Regions from separate parts of the Homo sapiens genome. Here region 2 is linked to region 1. Evidence: chromatin loops called from intact Hi-C (ENCODE). Cell type or tissue: endothelial cell of umbilical vein. All regions are shown on one strand. Links, peaks and the distances in the headings refer to the core of each region. The heading gives the core; the rest is flanking DNA. Region 1 overlaps DNM3 (dynamin 3). Region 2 overlaps DNM3 (dynamin 3).

What was found. Hi-C counts contacts between places; a loop is a spot of excess contacts. Peaks named below come from ENCODE experiments on the same cell type or tissue, not always from the same donor. Only the 100,000 strongest peaks of a DNase experiment are listed, where the experiment ranks them.
Region 2: it touches region 1 in a loop (3-fold over the local background); 2 of 110 quality-filtered maps call a loop at or near these places.

The regions. Positions count from the first base shown.
Region 1 is chr1:172,321,056-172,323,860 of GRCh38, reverse strand. It overlaps DNM3 (dynamin 3), which reads right to left. Exons shown (of 21, transcript NM_015569.5): 17 at 521-532. Among named protein-coding and RNA genes, the nearest start is that of C1orf105, 98 kb to the left of the region's middle. In endothelial cell of umbilical vein, for the core only: no CTCF peak of the experiment used is centred there; DNase peaks (open chromatin) are centred at 1,390 and 2,320; H3K4me3 peaks cover 180 bases; H3K27ac peaks cover 2,500 bases.
Region 2 is chr1:172,040,332-172,043,136 of GRCh38, reverse strand. DNM3 (dynamin 3) reads right to left here. Exons shown (of 21, transcript NM_015569.5): 8 at 993-1,128. Among named protein-coding and RNA genes, the nearest start is that of MIR3120, 97 kb to the left of the region's middle. In endothelial cell of umbilical vein, for the core only: a CTCF peak has its summit at 1,221 (motif pointing left); DNase peaks (open chromatin) are centred at 1,216 and 2,446; H3K27ac peaks cover 532 bases.

The DNA.
Region 1 (2,805 bases), core at 297-2,796:
GTTGACCCCACCCTCCTCCATCCATTTTAAGGCACCTTCAAAGCCAGAACACTGATCTAGTTCAGTTTCGTCAACAAAGCCAGCCATACTGCTATTTAAGACTCCAGTTTGGGGTTTTTGTAACTGCACATTAACATAAGAGGTTTGATTTTTAGTCAAAAACTTCAGCTGCACTGAATTCCATCCTATTGCTGTACCCCTTCTGCAGAAGGGTCCTCATTATTAAATCTTCAAAATCTTTTCTTTTAGTGTGGGAGCTCTTTCCTTATAATGTCAACCTCTCTGAACTAGCCATTAGACCCTGAAGGATAGAATGTTTCCCTTCCCAAAAGTCAAAACGGAACAGCCATTATGGTAGTGCAAATGCACATTTTCCCCCAAATTTGCACACCCCATATAATTCGTGCACTGTAACAGATGACAGTCATTCCAGCATGCACAGGAACACTCTTGTCAAGACATGCAGGAGCGGAGCAGGGGCTGGGGGGACAGAAGAGCTGCAAGAGGACAAATAACTTACTTTGTTGTTCCCCTATGCATGTAGCCGCAAGGAAAAGAAAGAGAAATATGTTAAACAGAAATTTATTTTAAAATTATGAGGGTTTTTTCTTCTACTTTCTCTGGATATTAAAAAAAATAAAATGAGGTTTTTCTTGCTAGAGTGAAATCAAAACAAATGATTTAACTATTCACTGACATCTCATACATACACATACAGCATCCAGAGCTCATGGACAAGTCAAAGAATCCACATAGGTTACATGAAATCATACATTTATAACAGCAGAAACTTAGAACAGTTGCCCCCTTTCTTTCTATTTGGAATACCTGGGGTATGGGAACGTGGCCAGAAAGAATTGGTTTGAATCAGTAATAAGTGAACTGTTAGCGTGAAAGGCAGAGCATTTTGTGTGCCGGCTTGCCCTTTCCTGACAGCTCCTCCTCCAACATGCCAAGCAGTGGAAAATTTCATCAGCCAGTGCATTTTTAAACAAACACTGCATCCTTGGTTTCAAAGAAGGTGGAAAAAAAAAAAAAGAAGGAAAAGAGAGCAGAGGAAAGGAGTGGGTGGTTCTAGGGAGACAGGGTAAGCAGACCAAGTTACGACCTCCATCTGGACCATTCCTTTATTTTGTAAATTATGAGTTTTGCCTTAGGTTGGCATGGGAAGCAAGGACTGTATAGTGGGGATGCTGCCAAAACAAACATGAGTCCACACTCAAGAAATGGGTCTGGAAAGGTTAGTCACAAAAATGTAGTCATTTCTAAAAGCGACACTCTGGGTAAAGACACAGAACCGCCAGCAGCAGGCGGCAGGGCAAATGGCTCTCCTGTTTCAACCCTGAGCTGCAAGAGTATGATTTATATCAAACAATTTAACTCACATATGGCCTAAAAAAATAAGACGGTGATTCATTACTCCCGGGGCAGCCCAAGTCCTCACAAGGTCAGATCCTGTGGGGGAGACGTGATGGGATATGGGCCGGGAACAGATCTGAACTCTTCTCACAAGGGGCCCAGAAGGAATTTCTCGCTGAGACACAGGGTGGAAGAGAGCTGTGAGTAAAGTGTGTGCATCTGTGGAGACCTAGAACAGGGCGGAGTCACAGGTCTGGCTGTAGATTTGGCATTTAGTTTTAAGTTGAGGATGTGAAGGGGGAAATAATATATACAGATATTTTCTGGAGAGCGGAAAGGTAATGATCCCAGGAGAGTGTGTTTTCTGGAAAACAATGCCAATTCGTGACTCTAGGGAAATGCCTAATCCAGGGACCATCATATTTAATAAAGAAAACATAAATTTAAAGACACTGATAAAATAGTGAAGAGAAGTTTCTTGGCATTGTGAGTTGCCGTGATATAACCGTTAACACCCTGGCTTATCTGAGACATAAATAATGGCATAAGAACGAATGAAGGGAAAAAAAGAGTCCTTTTTAAAAATGATGCCAACTGTTCAATAAGGCAATAAAGATCCCCACTGGGAATTTTACCGGGAATAAAAGTCTTATTTTAGAGAATAATGGGACCCTGGTTCTCCCAAGTAGTGCAATATTGCTGAAAATACTTCAAACAGATGGAGTTTATTGCATTCCACAGCAGTGCAGCTTTTGATCTACCAAATAAGTTTCAGGAGTTCAACCAAGTATTTTTGCACATTAGGGAATGACTGGCTTCCCCACTCGATGGCAGATGGTTCTGTTTGTAGTGGCAACAATGATGTCACAGGGTAGGAGGCCTTAATCCTTAAATACAAGAAACACACAAGCGGAGGACGTGGTGTGGCTTGGCCATTTCTTGTTTCATTCAATCATTTCCCAACTGTCTATTCTGAGAGAGGCGTAACAGTCATGAATGGTGAAATGTAAATGCTTTATAATTCCCTTCACTACTCTGTGTGGCAGCAATTTATGTTTAGATCCCTGAAAGCACTTCATTGAAGAAAAACTAAGACTCTTCAGAATTGGCCATGTAGCTCTTCTAAGTTTTGCTGAAAATGCTAAGAACAAAGTTATGTGTTGGGGGCTAAGTACCAAGCATTTTAAGTCTTGTATTATTAGACTGCTGAAAAAATGCATATGAGGGGTCATCAGCACTTTAATAAATATGTATGCAGGTCTGTGGCTATTCCTCTTCTTCTCCTACAATAACGCAGAGACTTTTTCTCCTGTTATTTGACACAGAGAAAAATTCACTTTCAGAGTTTGTCCAAGAGGAATTTCTGAAGTTTCAAAAGGACTTCATTGTAAAGTGGTTTCAATCTGCAAAGCCGACCTAAAAACATCAGTTATGACTGGGACAGTC
Region 2 (2,805 bases), core at 230-2,729, 280 kb after region 1:
CTTTCTTGCTGGGGCACTTTTACTGGAAAGCTAAAGAAGTTTAATTCTCAGCATTTCCCCCTTGCACAAGCCTCTTCCAAGACCCTGGGCCTGTGTGTTTATAATTTTGTATTCTTCTTCAAGGGGGCCTGTAAAATTGTAGAAGCTTCAGACTCCACAGAAAATGAATCCACCCCTGGTCTGGCCTACTGTTCTCCTCACTCTCTTGGCTCTTTACAATCCAGCAGGCATACTATTCTTCTAAAATCATCAACAAATCAAGTCACATTACTGCTTAAAACCCTCCTGTAACTTCCCATTGTTAAGTATAAAGACTTTACCTCAACCTAGAAAGCTTTGTGTGAACTGGACACTTCCTCCCTCTCTGAATTCACTTCATGCCCCTCTCCTTCATCAGCCACATCTGTTCTTCACCTGTCATACTTTAGTGCCTTACCCGAGGTTGCTACTTCTGCCTTGAACAACCCCTTTCCCCCAGATCTTTACCCAGTTGACCTCTTCATGCCATTCTGGGCACAGTTTAAATGTCTCCTGCTCAGACAGAATTTGCCTGATTATTCCATTAAAAGTGGCTCACCCATCCCCTCTCTCATATCATGTTACATAAAAACATTTGAAACTTTCGTATTTTGTCTATTTGTTAATTTTCTGTCTTTCCCCACTAGACAAGCAAGGGTCTTCTCTGTCTTAATCACTGGCACCTAGAAATGTGGTGCATAGTACATGCTTAAGAAATATTTTTAAATTAATTAGACAACAAACTAGGAAACTCAATTAGTATTTGTGTTTGAAATGTAGTTAAATCTCATTAAATAAAATCAGAATCATCAGTAAGAACATATTCCTCTCCTGAATTTCATTACCTGAATATGGAGGTTTTGTTCAAAGAACTATGTTAGTTCTATACCACTCACACAATATTGTATTAAGTTGTATAAAACAGAATATGGAAGTGAAGTGAAACTAAGAAAAAAATAACGTTTGACACAAACCTTTACTATCTCAAAAGGAAAGCGTTCATGAAAAATACGATTGATTTTAGCACCACCTGAGAGTTCCAGGGTATCTACTTGATCCCCTGACCCTTCAATTCTCTTCTCAAAGTCCACAGCAAATTGCTGAACCATCCTGTAATTGTTAAAGAGAAATAGATTCAAGTCAAAGTTACAAGCCTTTGCACTCTTCATTTTCTTTTCCTATGATTATTCCTTAGAATCCTTTTCCAGGTGCTCTTAGTGGCACCTACTGGCAGAGTTAACATTGCACTCTATGTAGTACTCACAGTGTGATTATACAAAATACACATCATTAAGATTTTAGACATTTAATTAGAATAAATATTTAAATATAGTTGTCTTTCAATGCCTTCTGTTCATTTGATTGCAGTCATAAAATGGTATTTAAAGAACACTTGAAATAGAGAGTTAATCAATTAAACTTTATGTAGAATAATCAAATGGACCTGAACTCCTATGACATCACAACCACCTAGTGTCCCAAATGCTCCAGCTCTATTACTCCCCCAATGTCACAGCCTCAGTCTCTCCTCACATTCATCCCTAGGTGATCTCAAGGTTGCCATAGCTTCAAGGGCTATTGAGAAATAGTTTCTCCACACCTTCCGCTTTAGCCTATAACTCTCAGAAGAGTGAGTGGCCCATATGCTCAACTGTACTGGATGTTTATTTCCTCTTAGCTGCCTTGAACTCAACACACTTAAAACAACCTCTCAATTTCTTTCACTCCCAAACCTGCTGATCCTCCTGCATTCCCAAGTCTCTCCTCATGGTGGATGATACCACCCACCCCAGGCAGGGAATCTGGGGCATCCAGCATACCTCCCTTTCCCTCACCCAACAGTTGCAGGGAGCCACCAGTTGTAGGTAATTTCTTCTCCATTACAGCTCAGCTGGTTGAGCTCTTCCTCCTCACACCTACTGACACTGCCTTGGTTCAGCTCTCAGCAATGCCTCCCAGCATCACTGAAGGCTCCTCTAGATGATGATCCTGCTTTTGAGTTTATCTTTGTCAAAGTCAGACCTCACCCTATCAGAATAACATAGATTTGTGACCCCTCTAAACTAGCTCTAGCCTTGTTTTTCAATGGATCCCCACAATTCGATAATACAATCAAAACTCTTTAGCCCATCTCCCAGCATTTTATGGTCTGGCTTTGGCTGCCTCTTCAGCCCCATCTCTTACCACTCATCCAACTCACCTTCCAGCCAACCATAAGGAAGCCATTGCAGTTCCCCAAATGCACCATGTCCCTGTGCTTTTACACTTTTCTTTCTGCTCAGAACACCATTCTCTCTGTCCCTTGCTGCTTTGCCTGACTAATTTTTACGTGTTCTTTAAGACTCAGCTCAAGCATTGGTTCTTCCCAGAAACTTTTCATGATCCATGACTCTATCCGGCACCACTCCTCATCGCCCCTCCTCTGCATCTTCAGCGTGTTTCCTGCAGAGCATTTGGCACAGTACATTAACATTGCCATGTCTATTAGTCACTCTCCTAAGGGCAAGGAATGTGTGTTTTCTTTACCTTTCCCTGCTCAACATAATTGGGAGATTTAATAAATATTTGTCCCAGGAAAGAATGAATTACCTTACACTGGCTGCTTGAAAGAAAGAAAGAAAGAAACACGAAAAAAAAAAACCAACTATTTTCATTTGTGATTACCAGGTTTAGAAACTCCAATTTAAACATACTGGAACTACTTTCAAATTCAAAATCTAAAAGGGAAAAAATTCAAACTATCTAAAACTTGTATCTTTTCATTCCCTTCCATCAAAATCATGGATG